Regions from separate parts of the Homo sapiens genome. Here region 1 is linked to region 2. Evidence: chromatin loops called from intact Hi-C (ENCODE). Cell type or tissue: MCF 10A. All regions are shown on one strand. Each heading gives the region's core, and the rest is flanking DNA. Links, peaks and the distances in the headings are about the cores only.

What was found. Hi-C counts contacts between places; a loop is a spot of excess contacts. Peaks named below come from ENCODE experiments on the same cell type or tissue, not always from the same donor. Only the 100,000 strongest peaks of a DNase experiment are listed, where the experiment ranks them.
Region 1: a loop joins it to region 2, with 2.2 times the contacts of the local background. A loop is called at or near these places in 4 of 110 quality-filtered maps.

What each region holds. Positions count from the first base shown.
Region 1 is chr16:75,699,874-75,710,924 of GRCh38, forward strand. It overlaps DUXB (double homeobox B), which reads right to left and starts at 1,588. Exons shown (of 5, transcript NM_001351307.2): 1 at 1,521-1,588; 2 at 142-296. The coding sequence starts at 1,545. It also overlaps the pseudogene ATP5PBP7. In MCF 10A, for the core only: no CTCF peak of the experiment used is centred there; no DNase peak of the experiment used is centred there.
Region 2 is chr16:75,748,812-75,759,862 of GRCh38, forward strand. No RefSeq gene overlaps it. Among named protein-coding and RNA genes, the nearest start is that of CPHXL, 28 kb to the left of the region's middle. RefSeq lists an enhancer at 9,453-9,502. In MCF 10A, for the core only: no CTCF peak of the experiment used is centred there; a DNase peak (open chromatin) is centred at 5,510.

The sequences.
Region 1 (11,051 bases), core at 1,879-9,878, 49 kb before region 2:
TCTAATTTTGTAGAACAGGAAAACGTTTCTTAGCAAAATACCTGATATAACCTGATATAAGAGAATTGGCAAAAGCGCTGGGCCTAGTCTTTCTCTTTACCATGGTTCTGACAGGTAATGAAGTAGAAATCTAATGCCTACCTGAATATTAGATTCTGGAACCCCAATTTCTTTGGCCAGTTGTTCTCTGGCAGCTTTATCAGGGAAAGGGTCATGTTGAAACCATGATTGGAGGATATCCTTTTGACTCTGGTTATACTGAATTCTGTTTCTCCAGAATTCTTTTTGAAGTATGCCTGATGAACAGAAAAGGGGGAGAATAGTGTGAATAATATATTTATGGGTTTAAATCTGTACTTTGATTAAATTAATTTATTTTGAGACAGAGTCTCACTCTGTCGCCCAGATTGGAGTGCAGTGATGCAGTTTCGGGTCAATGCGACCTCCGCTCCTGGGTTCAAGCGATTCTTAAGCCTCAGCCTCCGGAATAGCTGGGACTACAGGTATGCACCACTGTGCCTGGCTATTTTTTTTTCTTTGTAGAGATGAGGTCTCATTATCTTGCCCAGGCTGGCCTCGAACTCCTGGGTTCAATTGATCCTCCTGTCCTGGCCTCCCCATTTTGTTAATTATTATTATTATTATTATTGTTACTATTTTTTGAGATGGAGTCTCGATCTGTTGCCTAGGCTGGAGTGCAGTGGTACCATGTCAGCTCACTGCAAGCTCTGCCTCCCGGGTTCACGCCATTCTCCCCGGTCAGCCTCCTAAGTAGCTGGGGTGCCACCACACCTGGCTAATTTTTTGTATTTTTTAGTAGAGACAGGGTTTCACCGTGTTAGCCAGGATGGTCTCGATCTCCTGACCTCGTGATCTGCCCACCTCGGCCTCCCAAAGTGCTGGGATTACAGGAGTGAGCCACCGCACCCGTACTGTTAATTATTACTCTGTATTTTTACTTTAGGCATAGAGCTAAAGTCATGCTAAATTGGGTATATAAACATTTAAATATATATATTAGAAAACGATAATCAATGACCTAAGTTTCCAAAGAGAGAACTTACGGAAAATGTACAAAATTACCAAAAGAGGAAGCAGTAGGGAGGAGGAAAATTAACAAAAATCAATGAAAAAAGTGAAACTCATGGAACAATTGAACAGGTGAAATAAGACACACAGGAACTGGTACTTCTAATGACAAAGAATATATCTCAGTAAAATTCAGTAGGCTGCATTAGACAGTTCATACATTCTCCCCTCCACATAAACTGTCAACTTTAAAACTTTAGGTAGATGACCCTTGTATGGGACTCATGGCTGCCATCTTACATTTCAAATTCAAGAGTCCAACTTCAAAGCACCCATGGCTGTTCTGACACAATTTATCAGCGAAAAACAGCTGCTGCTCTACCAGTCTGTACCTCTAATCATGTTTGTGCTATAAACTTTGACAAACTCTGAAAAATAAGCAAGACATGCAGCAATCCCAAAGAACAGAGAAAAGGCTGATGGGAACTTACCACCTGAAGTGCCCTCCAAATTCATCTTGGGCAGAAGACCTGGACTCCACGGAGATCAGCGAGTAACTGAGCAGCTCTCAAAGACACAGGCTTTATATAGGGTCAAGGTGACCCGCCCCTTTCTTAAATAGCTTTCAATTTAATCCCCTCATTAAATATTTAACACCTGTAGAAAGAAACTTGAAGTAATTAGATTAAGTGGAAGTACAGATTCTACGTGGTGATTTTGTCTTCTTCATAATACCTTTCTAAATATGACTCTTGTTTAATTATTTCAGTTTGGCCATATTAGTTTCTACATTATAAGAATGTCCTTACCTTACTTTGCATTTTTTGTTTTCCTCGGCTCTTCTGAAACTCATGTCTTTTCAGCATTGCGATGGTGCTATCTGTGTGTCAACTTGGCTGCTCTACGCTCCCTATTTTTTCAATAAAACACGAATCTAAGCATTGCGATGAAGGTATTTTGCAGACGTGATTGGGTTATATAATCAGTTGGCTTTCAGTAAATGAGATTATCCTGGATAATCTGGGTGGGTTATTTTCTATCAGTTAAAGGTCAATCAGTTAAAGAGCAAAGCTGAGGTTGCCCTGGAGGGTGGGGGTGGTGGAAATCACATCTTGGGAGGGTGGGGGTGGTGGAAATCACATCTAGCTGGGGGTGGTGACTCAAGCCTGGAATCCCAGCACTTTGGGAGGCTGAGGCAGCAGGATCGCTTGAGCCCAGGAGTTAAATTTCAGCCTGGGAAACGCAGGAAGACCTTATTTATGTAAAAATTTAAAAAAATTCCGTAAGTGCTCAGCTGCTTCATCTGCTGTTTTAGGAGTTTCCACCTGCTTTTCTGAAGGGCCTACCCTACAGAATTTATTCCTGCCTACCCAGACCCTACAATTATAGAAGTGAGTTTTGTATTGCTGTGGCCTGAATGTTTATGTAGCCTCAAAATTCATATGTCGAAATCTTCACCACCAAGGTAATGGTATTAGGAGGTGGGGCCTTTGGATAGTGACTAAGTCATGAGGGTGGAGTCCTCATGAAGGGGATTAGTGTCTTTATCAAAGAGAGCAGACAGGGAGGGAGAGAGGGAGATCCCTGTGATCCTTCTGCCACGTGAGGTTAGAGTGAGAAAATGACTGTCTACTAGGAAGTGGGTCCTCACCAGACACCTAACCTGATTGTACTTCCCAGTCTCCAGAACTATGAGAAATAAATTTCTGTTGTTGATAAGCTAGCCAGTCTATGGTATTTTGTTATAGCAGCCTGAATGGACTAAGGCATATATATGTCTTTATATATATATATGTACAAGTGTGTATGTGTATAGATACCTATATATTTATAATATAAACACACACAGGCATACACACATATATTATATATAGTTCACTAGTTAATAGCTGACCTCGGAACACTACTGATTGTTTCTCTGATGGAACCCTGAATGATACAGATGTTGATGTGCCCAAAATCATAATTACTGTCATGCGCATCCGTGTGAAGAGACCACCAAGCAGGCTTTGTGTGAGCAACAAGGCTGTTTATTTCACCTGGGTGCAGGTGGGCTGAGTCTGAAAAGAGAGTGAGCAAAGGGTGGTGGGATTATCGTTAGTTCTTATAGGTTTTGGGATAGGCGGTGGATTAGGAGAAATGTTTTGTGGGCAGGGGGTGGATCTCACAAAGTACATTCTCAAGGGTGGGGAGAATTACAAAGAACCTTCTTAAGGATGGGGGAGATTACAAAGTACATTGATCAGTTAGGGTGGGACAGAAACGAATCACAATGGTGGAATGTCATCAGTTAAGGCTATTTTCACTTGTTTTGTGGATCTTCAGTTGCTTCTGGCCATCTGGATGTATACGTGCAGGTCACAGGGGATATGATGGCTTAGCTTGGGCTCAGAGGCCTGACATTTACTGCTTTCTTTTGCATTAAATGAATAGTTTCTAATATAGCATTATTTTTCTTTTTTTAGAGACAGGGACTGGCTCTGTCACTGGAGCCTCAAACTCCAGGGCTAAAGTGATCCCCCTGCCTTGGCCTCTGAAAGTGCTGGGATTATAGGCATTAGCCACTATTTCTGGCCAACATTTTCTTTTTTTTTTTTTTGAGATGAAGTATGGCTCTGTGACTCAGGCTGGAGTGCAGTGACTCAGTCTCTGCCCACTGCAATCTCCATCTGCCAGGTTCAAGCGACTTTCCAGCCTCAGCCTTCCGAGTAGTTGGGATTACAGACTTGTGCCACCACACCAGGCTAATTTTTGTATTTTCAGTAGAGACGGGGTTTCACCATGATGGCCAAGCTGGTCTCGAACTCCTGGCCTCAGATGATACATCTGCTTCGGCCTCCCAAAGTGTTGGGATTACAGGTGTGAACCACCATGCCCAGCCTGGTCAACATTTTTATTAATGATTTTTTGCTGTATAGTTTGAGTGTTTAAAAGTGGTTTTGGCCAGGCCAAGGTACAGGGATTAAAGGACTGAGCCACTGTGCCCAGCCTTTTGCAGAATGATAATAAGAATAATCTAATATGACAGACTTCAACTTGCTTCTAACCTGACAGGCCCCCCCCCCCATCCTTTTTTTTTTTCCTTTTTCTAACACAGAGTTCTCATAGATAACCATGAAAAATATTTAGTTTATAATTAAACATGAGGCAAGAAAAACTGAGCCCTTCCACTTCTTGCCCCCGCCAATTCGGAGGTTAAAGCAACATTCATAAGACAAGGTTAAAATTATGGCAGGGACTTAAACTTTTCTTTTCTTTTCTTTTCTTTTTTTTTTGAGACGGAGTCTTGCTCTGTCGCCCAGGCTGGAGTGCAGTGGCGTGATCTCCGCTCACTGCAAGCTCTGCTGCCTCCTGGGTTCACGCCATTCTCCTGGCTCAGCCTCCTGAGTAGCTGGGACTACAGGTGCTCACCACCATGCCTGGCTAATTTTTTTGTATTTTTATTAGAGACAGGGTTTCACCATGTTTGCCAGGATGGTCTCAATATCCTGACCTCGTGATCCGCCTGCCTTAGCCTCCCAAAGTGCTGGGATTACAGGCGTGAGCCACCACGCCCGGCCTAATTTTCTAAAAAATAGGCATAGTTAACCAATAACCTGCCATCAATCAGCTTGTTTTTCTATAAGTGTTGAGTGCTCTGGAGTCACGTAGCCAGGGGTTACAAAATTTATAACTTCCCCAGCTACCCCTATAAATAGCATTGCAAATGTAAAACTCAAAGAATGAGTGTGTGAGATATTTTTCAGATTTGGCACTTTAGCAGATCAAAAGCCCCTCCTGGTCTGTGAGACCGCCCTCCCAGAAACTAACTCAGCTGCATAAAGACAGTTTTACACACCCCTGTGATTTCATCAATTGTTTCTCAGCACCCTGCCGGCCAAAATATCCTAAAAAGCCCTGGCCTCGGAATTATCAGGGAGATGGGTTTGAGAAGTTTCTCCTTGTTCTCACCTGGCTGGCCCTGTGATGATTAACCTCTTTCTTTGCTGTAATACCTGTTGTTCTCAGGGCATCTGGCTTTCTGGGCAGCAGGCAAGATAAACCCAACTGGTTATTACAATTTTACCTTAATTACCTCTTTGAAGGCCCTATCTCCAAACACCCTCACATTTGAAGGTACTAGGGGTTTGGACTTCAACATATGAATCGTATGAATGGGGGATTGGGCAGAATTCAGGCCATGACAGCCCTCCAAGGGTTAAATCCTGATTTTGACCCCTGAGCTTGAGTCCCTATTTCTGTCTCCTAAGGCTTTAGTGTCCACGTGACCAGGACTGGAACATGCCTTGTTGGATCCGGGACCTCAACCTTGAGGCTTCCCCTCCCTGGGTTTTTAGGCACTAGAAGTCTGAGGAGGACACAAGTAAAAGGGGCTTTTTGGGGCCTCTGGGCCTTCCTGTGAGCGATTGTCTTTGTGGAGGAAACTGGGATCTTGCTGCACGCAAGCCTGCGACATGACTCGCTCTTAACTAAGTCCTTGCTTAGCCTGAGTCCCAGGGCCTCAGGAATCCTTTGTGCAGTGTCAGGGCCTCCCTGAAACGTGCAGACGCCTTTTCACAGAGGCCCTCAGTGGCTAGGGGATGTGGGCACCTGCTGGCGGGAGCTGTCACGCACATCCGTGTGAAGAGACCACCAAACAGGCTTTGTGTGAGCAACAAGGCTGTTTATTTCACCTGGGTGCAGGCAGGCTGAGTCCAAAAAGAGAGTCAGCAAAGGGTGGTGGGATTATCATTAGTTCTTATAGGTTTTGGGATAGGTGGTGGAGTTAGGAGCAATGTTTTGTGGGCAGGGGGTGGATCTCACCAAGTACATTCTCAAGGGTGGGGAGAATTACAAAGAACCTTCTTAAGGATGGGGGAGATTACAAAGAACCTTCTTAAGGGTGGGAGAGATTACAAAGTACATTGATCAGTTAGGGTGGGGCAGAAACAAATCACAAGGGTGGAATATCATCAGTTAAGGTTATTTTCACTTCTTTTGTGGATCTTCAGTTGCTCCAGGCCATCTGGAGGTATACTTGCAGGTCACAGGGGATATGATGGCTTAGCTCGGGCTCAGAGGACTGACAGAAGCTGGGACACCTGAGCCACCTGGGAGAGGCCCAGGACCCTAAACAGACAGGCCCCCTGGCCCTCAGCAGCCCCCACTGCCCCAGAAAGTCATGCCCACAAGGAGCCTTGAGGTCACTATGGTCTTTCCTGCAGACATTGGTTGTTTGAGAGAACAAATATCTGGCAAACAATCAAGAACAGACATAGAAAGTCCAAATATGAAACATTACAAACAGTACGCTGCTACATATGCCCTAGGAATGAAAAAGTTAAGAGGATGTTGGAGTGATTTGATAATACATTTGAAGATTTAGATGAAATGGATATATTCTTAGAAAATTTCAACTTCCCAAAACTGATCTAAAGATAAACGGTTGTCTTCTAATTGTTTAAAGTACAGAATCAGTAGTTAACAATGTTTCCATGAAAATAATGTCAGAGCCAGGCAGAGTCACTTTAAATTTCAAGCATTTAATAAAGGAATAAATGAAGCCAATATCAGTCATGAACATAGATACCAAAATCTTAAACTACTGGCACCTCTAATCTAGAAATACATAAAAAGGGTATGTCATAAGCTAGTTGGATTTTTCTAAAATCACAATGTTTTAAAATAATCACATGAACAGATTATGGAAGAAAAATAATACCATCATCACAACAGATGAAAACATTTAAAAACTTAAAAATTCAGAGAGACTTTGGATTTTTGAGGGAAGAAGCTGAGAACAATAGAAATAAAAGGGAACCCCTTAAGCCCCTATTTGGTAATACATATTTGGAGATATACCTAATGTGAAGCTTGGAGATGTGGCAATGATGTTGTTTCTACCCCAATTTAGTATTTTACTGCAGTTCTCAGCCAAATAGTTAGGAAGAAAATCAAAGTAGAAGTATTGGAAATAAATAAGAATACTTTTATTGGCAGATGGTGTGATTGTGTGCATACAAAATCCAGTGAATCCACAGATTGACTGTTTTTTTCAAATTTCTGTTGATATATGCTATGTTTTGTCAACTGAAGAATAAGGTTCATAAATATGGAAAGGAGAGCTTTGTTTTTCATAAAGGATTATAGCCTGCAGGGTGGCCGTTCTGACAAGCTGGGAAGCATAGCTCCCCAGCCAGAAACTAGGAATAGACACTTCAAGGGTCCAAAGAATAAGACAGGAATTTATGCTGAATGGGATGGCCAGATATACATATTCAATGAGCTATAGAAAAAATAATGCATATTTATGAAGAGAAACAAATATATATGCAATTGAGCTTCATGCCTCTCCGTAGGACCCACGTTCAAAAAACGGCGGCATCAGCGTGATCCCAGGGTGGAGTGTTGTGCTCTTTGACATCCAAAGGTGAAGTAGAGACACAAAAACCCTCACTGGGCATTCGTCATAGACTGGCCAGAATCATTCCATGGTTGGTGGTCTCTCATCAGGAAGAAAAGCTCATCAGTTGTTATGTTGAAACTGCTAAAAGAAGGGAGAGCAGTCAAGCAGTTGACACAATGGCGGAATCTTTTGAAAGGGCTGGTTTCTGTTTAGCTCTTACAGAAGAAAGCTTAATGATGGTCAGTGAAAGAGCAGGTATTAACGAGCTGTGTCTGACTTCCCATCCTGTCATGGCCGAGAACTCAGTTTTCTAGGTTAACTCTTAGGTCCCCTTGGTTAAGACGTGGTCTGTTCAGTAGGTTGGGCTCTTAAAATTTTATTTTTATTTCTCAGTTTCATAACAGAGGAGAAAAGCTATTCTTTCTTATCTTGTCCAAATTCAACTTTCAGTAATTTAAAGAATATCAACACAATATCTAACTATATTTTTAGAAATATTTTTACTATGTGTGTATGCATATATTTATGTGTATTCAAGAATAATTAATAGCAAGCTTTACTTTGTTTCATTTTGATAATTATTGTACCATACATTAATTAGGCAACTTGCTTTAAAATTAAACATTGTGTCTCTGGTAAGGACTAGTTAATTCCAGAATCCCAGGGATGGACAAGGGCCCACTGTTCTCAAGTGGGTAATTGTGATGAGATGGTTACTAAGGGTAGATGGTAAAGACTGGTTAAGTCCGGAACCCAGGATGATGGGAAACACCCCCTTCAGGATAACAGAAGAAAGGGGGGATGCCTTCTGTTTTCTTTTTCCTTTCTTCCTCCTCTGTTCTCTCTTCCCAGATGGGTAGTTATGTCTTCATACCACAGGACACGCCCCTTGGATGCATCCCCTAAAAGTGGGAAAAGTTTAATTTCCCCAAACCTTAAACTGTTTGGCTTATAAATGAACTAGGAGAAAATTACAAAAGTCAGCCTTGGAACCCAGTGCCCCTGTGCAGGAAGTCCTCAGATTAGCCTCTTCAGTCTTTCATAACTGAGAGCAGAAGAGGAAGAACAGGGCTAAGCCTGTTGGGTAGGGCAAATGGCATCCCTTCCCCTCAAATAAAAGATTAACACCCCTTTTTATTACTTAAGGGACCAATTACCATTCTCCCACTGGTCCTTGGTAATGTCTAAATACCTCATACCTCTTTGGGGCAAACATATAATCTCCAAGATCAGTGCTCACTTAATATTTACCTGTCCTCTGAATACATCTTTCTAATAGCCCTATTTCTCCCAGAAAAGCTACCTAAATCATTAACTAATAGCTTCAACCTAGATAGTCTTACCTCAGAGGTTTAGAAATATCCCACACTTATTCAGAAAAGCCCTAGCAAAAAAAATCTAACTGAGCAGTCTCTTCAGGGGGGATAACTTCTTTTTTTTTTCATTCAATTGTCGCTTTATTGCAAGATGGTTGAATTACAAATTTAAACTATAACCTGGTAATCTTTAGTCAGGCAGCAAGTTTTAATAAAGGCAAACTGCTTATTCAGAAGTGATCAGGGAACAACTCAAATGCAGAGTAAGAAGGATGAGAAACATCTAACTGGCTGATATATTAATTCTCTCACTGTATGAAATAAACTTTTCATTTTTAGGAGAGGTAAACTATAACTTCAGTAGACACCAATACAGAAATATTTTGTCACATAGACTACCTTCCATTTAGTCAGTCAACTGTTTCTAGCTGTCTCAATTGGGATAGATACCTTTACATAACTGGCTGTGCTTGAGCCTTCTTTGCCAGCAGCTTTAGGTCTGTAATGCACTTGGGAATTGTCTCCTTTTTCCTACTGTGCAGAGATGCTCTGAACCACATGCTTCTCCACCCAATTTATAATGTGCTCTTGTTCCTTTTGATGCATCATGTTCTGCACGGATATATGATAGTCTAGGCAATTCTTTACTTCCTTATGTACTCTATACAGCTGTTCCTGGTAAGTAAACTCTGAAGCCATAGGAATGTTTTTCCTCTGCACATCAAAAAGTAATGGCAGTACCTGCTGTGACTTCTCCAAATCAGTTGCATCCTGGATTTGTTTGATGGAAGCCTGCTTCGCCTCTTCTAGTTGGACAAGTTTTTGCTCATTGAGTTTATCAGCAAATTCTGCAAGAGAGGCACCATATTTTTTAATTGCATAGACAAGTAACCCTACTACTGATATGGTAGAGAAGGTCTCTGTGGTAATCACATATATTTCTTTGGATAAAGCATACAAAATAAGCCCAATTCCGAGCACATAGAGTCCTGTTACACCAGCTTTAGGATAAAGAAACAGGAAGAATTCCTCAGGGATCAGTCCAGGATGAACTTTTCCTCCGTATTCAGGAAGAGGTGGTAGAAGGGCAAGGTGTGGCTGCACTGTGTGAAATGTCCTTGTTGCCTGCAATACCCCTGGACCTAGGAAGGCTGCATTCTTCAGAGAGAGGGCCACTGTGGTGGCAGCAAAAAGTACCACCCAGGACAGCATGGTCAGTGAAGGTCCAGGCAGCAATCTTAGCATCCCTGTGAGAGGGGAGATAACTTCTGCAGTATGCAGATAACCTCTTTATCTGCGCCCCCTTCACAGGACTCCAGGGTCACTAGGGCTCATCAGGGAAAGGGAACCCAGAAGCCTGGCATGCCGGCAAAAGCATAAAAATTTTTACCAGTCAGACTTCAGGCCTCTCTCTCTCTATGCAAACCAGTTGTAGGAATGGTAAAAATCACCGTATTCTCTGCCCCTCCATGAATGACTTCTGACTTCCCTTCTTGAATTTTCCTTTCTCTGAGCTACCTCTGGAGACTTTAAATGTTTTAAAAACTCCTTACCACCTCTTTAAAAATACCTCATATGCTCATGGTTAAGTCATAACCTTAGTTAAGACTTATTGGTTTCACCTGTGAGGTTACTTTTGATAATGTTCAAAGGCCAGAAATATTGTTCGTTTGGCCTGGATAAAGTAGGGTAATAAGAGATGTAAGAGCATTTTTTTAAGAGCGCTATGGTTAAAAGTCAGCTTAATTAAAAGCAGATAGCCAAGCGGATACATATATTACAGTGTAAATGTTCATGAATATCAAGCAGAATGAGAGTTAACTGAATGGACTGAACTAATAGAAGAGTGAAGTAATCTTTTTGACTTTTTGCAAAATCTTTGTTTTTCAGAGCCAAGAAAACTTTTCTTTTGAGCTATTTACTACAGCTTTTCACAATTCAGTATACTCCTGTGAACAAAAATTTCACATATTTGTTTCTCTTTACCTGATTTCTCCAGAATTTGGAAACTATTTGTGAGTATTCTTAATGCGTGGCAATATAGTTATTGGCATAAGTGCAATTAGAATGTTTTCTTTTGCAACAGTACACCATGGGAGAAACTGGCTGTTTTACCAGGGCTTTGACTGGAATGGCATGCTTTCCTTTAAGGAATCAAGCTTGACTTATAGTGCCAATACAAGTCCCTTGGGGAGTCAGGCCTCATAACTTGTCTACACAGTCCCTGTACAGGGACCTAACCTGTGGTGAGTAAAGAATGTCACTGTCTAACAGGCCCAGGTGCCCCAAGTTTTCTAGAGACCTCAGAGGAGAGAAATCTA
Region 2 (11,051 bases), core at 2,141-10,140:
GCGTGAATTACTCTTTCTCTGTTGCAATTCCCCCATCTTCATAAATTAGCTCTATCTAGGCAGCAGGCAAGGTGAACCCATTGGGCAGTTACACTCTCTTCCCTTGAAATCCCTGCTCATCGCTAACATAAATTAGAATGTTTCTCAGGTGTCACAAGTCAGTGTGTATTAATGAGCCTCTCCAGAATTTAAGATTAGGAAAAAATCTGTTTTAAAAAATCTGGAAGGGACAAATACAAACAGAAGTGACATAGCCACCATGGAATCTAAAAAGAATGAGGAAGAGGAAAAAAAGGAAAGGGAAGGAGGAAGGATGGCCAAAAAGGAGAAAGAGGAAGGGAAAATGTCATTGATAAACTGAGTTCTTTCCCTACTCAGTATCTGTTGCAAAGAAAGAACATTCAATTGCGGGAGAGGTTGGGTAAAGGCAAGTAGATTTTATTCCTATTGGAGAATGGAGAAGGAGAGAGCTTTTGCTCTAAAGACAGCTTCTCCGGCTGGGTGCAGTGGCTCACACTTGTAATCCAAGCACTTTGGGAGGCCGAAGCGAGCGGATCACCTGAGGTCAGGAGTTCGAGACCAGCCTGGCCAACATGGGGAAACCCCCTCTCTGCCAAAAAAAAAAAAAAAAAAAAAACAGACCAGGTGTGGTGGCGGGTGCCTGTAATCCCAGCTACTCGGGAGGCTGAGGCATGAGAGTCACTTGAACCCGGGAGGTGGAGGTTGCAGTGAGCTGAGGTGTGCCACTATACTCCAGTCTGGGTGACAGAGTGGGACTCCGTCTCAATCAATCAATCAATCAATCAATAAAATAAAAACAGCTTCTCCACTAGAGATGGGAAGCTGGGGAATTGTGAGGAGTTAGATGTGGGGTGGGGAGGTATGTAATCATGTGAAGAGAGGAACCCCAGACATGAAGGTGCATCTCATAAACATGCCTTTTCATACCAGGTACATTCAGAAAATGGTGGTGATTTTCTCCTGTGGGTGGGGAGTTTAGTATTATGAGGACATGTTAATGATCTAAAGGTAACAAGCAGTTGCTGGTTCCAGTTTGCCCCAGCCTTGAGCTGATTTATTGTCCTTTGGTAACTGGGGAAGGGTCCTGAAGCTCCTGCAGCCCCCTGGGGCATCTGGAGTTCTTTTAAGCAAACACACCTATAAATAAAGAGAATAGAAAAAAAAAACATGTTTAAGAAAAAATAATGAGCTTTCTTAGCTATCTATTGTTTAAGAAAATAATAAGCTTTCTCAGCTATATCTCCAGGGCTGCCCTGGTAATAAAAGGAGGAGTAGACAAAGAACAGAATTTGGTGTGGTGTGTCCTCTGGAGCTGTCTCAGGCAGGCAGAGATGAAACCTGACCATTGTAAGTAAGTGTCTAGTTATTGAAAAGTTATTGGAGAGGGTTTTTCTTGGGCAACAGGAATCAACCAACAGGCTCCAGAATAGTCCAGATCCCACATTCCTCAAGATCAACCAACCTTTTTTTTGTTTGGGTCTTGTGCCCTGCAAGCCACACTTTGGTAATTAATGTTCATTTTCTGGTGCCTAATCTTTGATATGCGTGCACCTGGCTACAACAGAGGAAGAATGACTGTTTCTAGCATTTGGTCACCCTGGACAAGTGGAATGGTCAGATATTGAATTTCTAACACTGTAAAGCCAAACCCTGGCTTCTAAGAAAACCATCACAATGCAGCCTTTTATGAAGTCCAATTTGAGGCTGCTTTCCTTCAGCTTTCTGAAGCCCCTGCTGGGAAGCTAACAGAGAGGGCAGCCGGGGAAGAGTGGTGAGGATGCTATTTACAGTTACGAGATCTGAGTCTGACATTATGAATGCTGTTACTGCCTACTCAGGGCCACAGGACTTAATTTCACCTCTCCCAGCCTGCTTTCCTATCTGTGCAATAAAAATAATGACTTCAGTGTTTACCTGAGTGTCATGAGATAAAGCAGACACCTCTTACAGCGCCTGGTTCTTGGTAAATCATTAATGTTTCTTGAATGAAAAAAAAAAAAAACCTCAAGAATTCCTAAGGACACTTGATAGATGTGTTTTTTGAAGGGGTATGAATGTAGCAATTCTGAAGTGTTTTTTTTGTTTTGTTTTTGTTTTTTGAGATTAAGTCTTACTTTTGTCGCTCAGGCTGGAGTACAATGGCATGATCTCGGCTCACTGCAACCTCCACCTCGTGGGTTCAAGCGATTCTCCTGCATCAGCCTCCCAAATAGGTGGGATTACAGGTGCCCGCCACCATGCCTGGCTAATTTTTGTATTTTTAGTAGAGACGGGGTTTCACAATGTTGGCCAGGCTGGTCTCAAACTCCTGACGTTGTGATCTGCCCACCTTGGCCTCCCAAAGTGCTGGTATTACAGATGTGAGCCACTGAAATGTCTTTTATATGTATTATATAAATTAGTGCATGATTAAATATATTCCAGTTGTTGGGAAATAGGGCCCCTTTATTGGAAAAAGAAGATACAGATATGAAAGAGGGAAGAGAGCACCAGTCCCAGGGTATTGACTGGAATTAGGGTTATTAGTACGAATTCATAATGTGTGTATATGTGTGTGTGTGTGTGTGTGTGTGTTTATTTAATAGCTTTGTCTATTAAAAAGTTCTGGAAACAATGACACCTCAGTAGTAATGAGCACAGCTGGTACTCGCTTGTTGGTTTCTAAAGTTCATTTCCCAATATAAGGGACCAGGCCTCCTTAGAAAAAAGGTTGTGAGGCCGCAAAGCCATGTCCTCCATCCCTAGTGTGTGATGGTTAATTTTAGGTGTCAACTTGACTGGATGAAGGAATACCTAAAGTGAGGGTGTTTCCAGAAGAGATTAGCATATGTGTCTGAGTGAATTAAGTGGGGGAAGACTTGCCCTCAGTGTAGGCAGGCACCATCCAATAGGATGGGGACCCCAGTAGACCAAAAACAGAGAAAAGAAGAGTTGATCTCTCTCTCCACTTATTTTATTTCCTTTCCTGCCTCAGATATCTGAACTCCAGGCTCCCCAGCCTTTGAACTCCAGGACTTATGCCAGTGACGCCATGGGTTCTCAGGTCTTTGGCTTTGGACTGAGAGCTACACCATTAGCTTCTCTGGTTCTGAGGCCTTTGGGCTTGGACTGAGCTTCCTGGAGTATTCCAGGGTCCCCAGCTTACAGACGACCTGTCATGGGATTTCTCAGCCTCCATAATCATATTACCCAATTGCCCTAACAAATATCCTCTCTCTCCTCAATCAATCCATCCATCCATCCACCCTACTGGTTCAGTCTCTCTGAAGAACCCTGACTAATACACCAAGTTTCAACATTCAGAGGTGTCTACATGGCTCATCTACACTGTTGTCCCTTAGGAGCTGCAGCTTGGAGGACTTCAACACCGACTAGCGGGCCATCAAGAAGGAAGATCCTCTCCAAACTACAACAGGGGCTGCAGCCCTCCTCAGGCCCAACCGGATGGGAAACATGGCACTGTGGGGTGTGTTCATGGTGTGTGGGGCATGGATCCATAATGTGCTGATCAAGAGCCACTGCTGAGTAAGGTCCATAGGAGCACCGTGTGTATGCATGCGGGACACACTGGGGCAGTTGCAGATTCAGCACTGCTATGCGCAAGTTCAAAGTGACCTCTAGGCTGCAGCTTCGTAGCCTCGAATTGGAGCCAAATGCACCAGGAATGGCTACAATAGTATGTAGTTTTCACTGAACAAGCTTCCTTTCTTGACTTCCAATCCCACTGTAATCTAGGTGCTAATTTCACCTCAATCCTAAGGTGAATCGCAATGAATGAACAGAGCCATGCATTCCAAATCTTTCTAGTTGTGAAACTACTCATGTAAAATTCTTTCTAAGGTTCTTGTTATAGGGCCTTGTTAAAGGGAGTCAACCAAAATCCTGTCCCTACTGAAATACTAGCCATGATACATAGCAGAAGAGGGAAGAAAGTCTAAATCATTTTAGAAGAAAGACAAAATAAAATTCTGTTTCTGGACTCTTTTCATGGACTTCTTAGCAACCACAAAATACTGTCACTCTGCTACTCTCTACGAATGTAATAATATGGAAGCACAAATAAGTCACATCGAAAAAATCTACAGTTACAGAGCATCATCTGAAAATTATAATCCTATCAAGTTCCCACACCGAGCAGTGAGTTGTCTCTGTAAAGTTCTGCAGCATTCCCATGGCCAGTTGTGAGGCAGAAAAAATCACTGCATTCTGAACACTAAAAGAGGCTCAGAGTCAAATGATGGCATTATATGATACTCAGACGGTGGTGACATGAGTTACTGGATTTGAGCACTCACTGGGTTTCAGCTGTTATTCCAGAGAAGCCCTGAATTTTTCTTTATTTCCAACATTCCCTTAATTATACCCTCCCATTTATTCTGACAGTGAGCTCCACGTTTTGCCAATACCCAGAAAGTATGCCCTTGGCGTTCTAATTGGGGTTGCACGAATTAGTGACTTTGCCTGCATTTCTTTATCACTCACAGTGAGCCTGAAATGCCCCTTTACCCTTAATTTTCCAGAGCCCTGGGGGTGTTTTTGCCATCTGGCGTTCAAGACTTCCCGCTGAGCCCTTCCCTTCCCCTGTGCCCACTGGGGCTTGGATCTGCCCCTTGAAAGGCATGGTCTATGCTTCCAACCTGCACACAACTGGTCAAAGCAGATGCATACTCACAATCACTAGGGACCCTTCTTCAAGCGAATGATATTTACAATTTCTCACCATGAAAGTCCCTCATAATCTCCATGTTTCCAAACAGTGTACCAGGTGAACACAGCTTAAAGAACAGCAAATTTTCAGATCATGGAAAGTGAAAAAGATGTGGGAGCAGAGGTCCTGGATTCAATGCCAAGTTTATCATCACCTTAGAATATGATGCTGGCTGGGCGTGGTGGCTCATGCCTGTAATCCCAGCACTTTGGGAGGCCGAGGTGGAAGGATCACCTGAGGTCGGGAGTTCAAGACCAGCCTGACCAACCTGGAGAAACCCCGTCTCCACTAAAAAATACAAAATTAGCCAGCTGTGGTGGTGCATGCCTGTAATTCCAGCTACTTGGGAGGCTGAGGCAGGAGAATCACTTGAACCCAGGAGGCGGAGGTTGCAGTGAGCCAAAGGTTGCAGTGAGCCGAGATTGCGGCATTGCACTCTCACCTGGGCAACAAGAGCGAAACTCCATATCAATCAATCAATAAAAAAGAATATGATGCTAAAAACAGCAAATCACACAGGGTTTAACATGTGCTAAGAGTTTAAAATGAATTCATTTCATTTAGCCTGTACGACTTTCATTTATTTTAGAGATGAGAAAGTCAAGGAACCCAAATGTTAATTAGGTAACAGGTCCAAGGTACACAGCAGGTAAGGTGCAGAATGAGACTAGTTCCCAGGCATCTGGCTCCGCACCTGAGCTGTCAACCACTTCTCCAAGTTGTGTGATTCAGAGCTTGTTTGAAAGCCAGCTTCCTCATGTTTGAATGTAATTCCTGTAGTAGAGATTAACCATATGGGAAGTTAACTGGGATAAACAAAACATTGCGTAAGTTTATATGACACTCTGTGCTTCAGGCATTGGGTGCCTCACAAATATTTGCAAACACAATCAGGCAAGAGCTGATAAATGCCTCTGCATGGCGGCCTCGTCACTAGGAATTACCCAAACCAGTCAAATGGCCTCGATCCCTGGGGTTCAGAGGCCTTTTCTTAAACACAAAAACCCTTAAGCTCTTTGCTGCTCAACTGTGGTTCAGCAAGCGATTTGCTACCCAACCATCTATCTTTTTTTAAGCATCTTCTTCCTCTTTTACCTGCAACTGGCCTTACCATTCATCCCCATGATCCCCACTGACATAGAATCTTGAGACTCACTGGCAGGGGCTGGACACAAAGGAGCCAGTGAGAAACCCACATATGAGGGTGGTACAGACTCTAGGAAAAAGCCAGAGTGTCTCAAGGAATGTTCAGGCAGTTGGGAGCCTAGGTAGGTGCCAAGGAGGTACCCCCAGGTCTATGGGTCCTGCCCTGGGAGGCCCTGAACAGCCTTACTCTGATGTGTGGGCAGGTCTGAGATCTCAGAGGTCTTCTCACTGGATTCACTTGTCCATTTCTTGCTCACTTTCCCAAAGCCTTAATGAGTGCCTCCCATGTGCAAGGCAGGAGAGAGGACTCAGTGGTGACTGAGATAAACCTTCTGCCTTAACAACCTTTACAGTTGAGCGGGCAATGCAGACAATACATGAGGGAAAACCATGGAAACAAAATGATTTTAGAGAGGATGAGCACTACGAGGCCATAAATAGGGTGAAGGTAAAGAGGGATACAGTAAGCACATCACTAGTCTGTGGTGGCCAGGAAAGGGCACTTCAGAAAATAGGAGCAGAGCTCGTGTCTAAATGAAAGAGGCAGCCACTCGCCTATCTGGGAAAGGTGTTCTTGGCAGAGGAAATAGTGCAGGGTCCTTAGATGAAAGGGAGTTTGGTATGTTAGGGAAACAGAGGTAAGGTCAGTGGTCAGATAGGATGGGTTTGGGCAGACACACTCAAGAACTAGGGCATGTAAGGTATCGTTGAGGAGAGTTAGGAGCACAGATTTGAGTTTCAGTCAAGTTGGAGACACGGGAGGGCTTTGAGAACCGTGGTCTCATGATCTCATGTATTTTATTGAAAAATTATGCTGGATGCATGGTTATGTAGGTGAGATGGGGTGGGGAGATAGTTCGGGATGGGGAAAAATAAACCCTGACTGATACTAGTGGGACAAGTGTGTCACTTGATGAGGAGAGGGAACAGGAAGGAGCGAGAGTCTCTGCCTGGAAACTCTCAGATTCTTGAAAGTCTGGCTCACTTCCAGCTGCAGAATCTGAATTGAAGGCACCTGGAAAACCCAATACTGTGTTTAAGTCTCACGGCAGCCCTGCTATGCAGCAGTGGTAACATAACTCAGTTTCATAGGGTCAGTCATGGGAAATTGGGCCTACACTCTGGTCTGTGCCTCTGGGCCAACTATCTTGGCCCTGCCCTGAAGGAAGCCAGAGTTCTAGTCAGTCCATGGTCATCAGACCCATCTGTTAGTGGATTGACTGGGTGGTGTCATCCAGAAGGAAGAAGGGTATATTAGTCTGTTCTTATGCTGCTATAAAGACATACCTGAGACTGGGTAATTCATAAAGGAAAGAGGTTTAATTGACTTACAGTTCTGCATGTCTGGGTCTGGGAAGTTCTCAGGAAACTTACAATCATGGTGGAAGGGGAAGCAGGCACTTCTTACATGGTAGCAGGTGAGAGAGAGTATGTATGAGTGTAGGAAAAACTACCATTTATAAAACCATTGGATCTAGTGAGAATCTATTCACTATCACAAGAACAGCATGGGGAAAACTGCCCCTATAATCCAATCACTTACCTCCCTCAACACATGGGGATTACAATTTGAGATGAGATCTGGGTGGGGACACAGAGCCAAACCATATCAGAGGGGGCAACACAGGAAGGCTGGCAGCTTGGTGTCTGAGGTCTTTTCCAACCCCGAGTCCAGTTTTATAAATGGGATGGGGAGAGGAATCCTGTGTTTTGTGAGTTGTGGGCCTAAGGAATATTATCGATGACACCCAGGGAAGAGCTGATTGTTAAGCACTTGCAGGTCCTTTGTATTGTTAAGGACAATCCAAGTCAGTGAAATAATCTCAGCCTCTGAGGACCAGTAGCTTTTCCATTAACACAAAAGCACCAAAGGTCTTCCCTGCTCAACACTGTGGTGCAGGAGGCCAGTGGCTATCCTACCATGTCTTTTTCCTTAACACCTCTTTCCTCTTTTCCCACAAACTTGAGCTTCCCCTGCCTTCTATATAAACTGCATTAATGAGTGGCTGTCTTGTGCTACCCAGAGGGAGTAAGATAATCTCTCTGCCACACCAGCCCATATGGTGCAGAGGATGATGCAGAAAATACACAAGGAATAAACACAGAAATATGATGATTCAGAAAGGATGAGTGCTATGAGGTAATAAATCGGACCAAAGGAATAGAAAATGTGTTAGTTCGTTCTCATACTGCTATAAAGAACTGCTCAAGACTGAGTAATTTATAAAAGAAAGAGGTTTAATTGACTCTGAGTTCTGCATGGCTGGGGAGGCCTCAGGAAGCTTACAATCATGGTGGAAGGTGAACGGGAAGCAAGGCACCTTCTTCACAAGGTGGCAGGAGGGATAGTGAATACAGGAAGAACTACCACTTATAAAACCATCGGATCTCGTGAGAACTCACTTACTATCATGAGAACAGTATGGGGGAAACTGCACCCATGAATCAATGACCTCCACCTGGTCTCTCTCTTAACACATGGGGTTATGGGGATTACAAGGGGGATTCAAGATGAGATTTGGGTGGGATCACAGAGCCTAACCATATCAGAGAGGGATGAGGAAGCACCATCACTAAGCTACAGTGGTCAGGAAAGGGCACTTTAAGAAGACGTGATTAGAGTTGGTATCTAAATGAAGGAGGCAGCCACCACATATGTGGTGTAAAGGTATTCTCGGCAGAGGAAATGCCCAGTGCAAAATTCTGAGACTTAGTGAGCCTGCCATGCTAACTGGACAAAATCGTGGTCAGTGGAGTCACAGGAGGTGCTTGGGTAGGTATACACCTGCAAGGACCAGGGCATGGACAACCTCATGGGCCAGGAGAGCATAGATTTGAGTCTCAGTGTAAGTTGTAGGCACTGGAGGGCTTTGAGCAGCATGGCCCATGGTCTTATTTATGGTTTTTAAATGCTGACATTGGCCTCACAGTCGTAAAGGTGAGACAGTTCAGGGAGGAGATAGGGAAAGGGTTGATTACTTAGCCTTTGTGGTCCTTCCAACTCTCAGTCCAGGCTTGTGATGGGGCAGAGAGGACACAGAACAGGGAAGAGAATCAGGGATCCTCGAAAAGTGTTCACATAATTTTGTCTGGGGCTGGTCCTCACTGAAGAGTGTTGGCTTTGACCTGTAAACCCACTTGAGACACCCTTCAGAGTCAAGGTTAAGGTGGCTTCCCGGTGGACACCCCAAGGGAGTTTGGGGTGAGAAGGAAGCTTGTGCTCTCAGGGTTAAATATAATTTGCATTTACATCATGCACATTTTAAAACTGCAATCCTAAACATTGTAATCCTATCAGGTCTTCTTTCGAGATGTGTAATTATTAATACATTAAATTATGGCAATAAAACCAATAGAGAAACAAATAAAATTATTTAAAAAGTAAGTTGGAATAAAATAGTTGCTGTTTTCCTGAATTATTTTAGAGGCTTTGCTAAAAACAACATAAAACTGTAATTATGCTACTTACAAATAGAATAAAATGGAAGTAATTAATTTATTAGTGTTGTTATTGAAATAATCTACAGGCAGAGCACATTATGAAGCAGAATCCTGTCTTTTTTCATCTTATACATGATATAATCACTCACTGGCAATAAAACTAAAATAGAAAATATGAAAATTATTGTAGAGCAGAGGAAAAGGGCTCTTGTGGTTGTGGTTGTGTAGTAGCATGCTCAGTGGGAGGTGGGATCTATCCAGGGGTGACTCACTTTCGTTTTCAGGCTGAGTGGACAGTGCTTGGTGTCCAACATTTCTTGTGGCCAGAGGAGAATGGGGAGGATGTGTCCAGCCAGGGAAGCTCCCTGGTGAAAAGGATTCCTAGGCAATTGTGTCCTGGATTTCTGGAACAGGGGAAGAGCAGAGGTTTCTTTTCTTAGGACCTGTCCCTTTAAGACTCTCTAAACATCTGAGGTCTGACAAGGGGAGGAGGTGGAGGACCAGGGCCTGGACCAGTGGAACTGTGGTCTAGTGGTCATGTTGAATAGAAGGAAGGTCCTGAGCTGTGGCAGCCAGCACCAGGAGCATCAGGTCATGCTCTTTGTGGACCTTGTGAAGGATCTGTTGAGTCAGGGTGGAGTTGACCTGAGGGAGGCCTCTTTCTCCTGGGATCCTGACCTTGGGAGGAATGCTGGGTCTCCCATGAGTCACAGCTTGGTGTTCCTCTTTAAAATACTTTTTAATTTTTAATTTATTTTATAAATTTTTTTGTGAGTACATAATAGTTGTATAAATTTATGGGATACATGAGATGTTTTGATAAAAACATGCAATGTGAAATAAGCACATCATGGAGAATGGGGTATCCATCCCCTCAAGCATTTATCTTTTGAGTTATAAACAATATAATTGCACTCTTTACTTTAAAATGTACAATTAAGTTGTTATTTAGTATAGTCACCCAATCAAAAGTAAGCCTTATTAATTCTATTTTTTTTGTAACCATTAACCTTCGCCACCTCCCCTCAACTCCCCACTAGCTTCGCAGCTTCTGGTAACCATCTTTCTACTTTCTGTGTCCATGAGTTCAATTATTTTGATTTTTAGATTCCACATTAAGTGAGAACATGCAATGTTTGTCTTTCTGTGCCTGGCTTATTTCACTTACCATGACGACCTCTGGTTCCATCCATATTGTTGCAAATGATGGGATCTTATTCTTTTTTATGGTAGAAGGTGCTCCTCTTTCTTTGGGGATGTGGACATCCGGAGGATGCCCTGGTGGTCCTTCTGCCAAATACCCCATTTGCAACACCAGGGACATAAGTATATTTTTGAAAACCTTACATTTTCTTCATTTTTTTTTGGTGTCAGATATGCGTTTTCTTTTTTATTTTATCTTCACACTACCTAGTCAACAAGTTGCATTTCCTTTTCTTTTCTTTTCTTTTTTTTTTTTTTTTTTTTTTTTTTGAGGTGGAGTCTCGCTCTGTCACCCAGGCTGGAGTGCAGTGGCACAATCTCGGCTCACTACAACCTCTGCCTGCCAGGTTCAAACAATTCTCCTGCCTCAGCCTCCCAAGAAGCTGGAACTACAGGCATGTGCCACCATGCCTGGCTAGTTTTTTATTTTTATTTTTGTATTTTTAGTAGAGAAGGGGTTTCACCATGCTGGCCAGGCTGGTCTTGAACTCCTGACCTTGCGATCCACCCACCTCGGCCTCCCAAAGTGCTG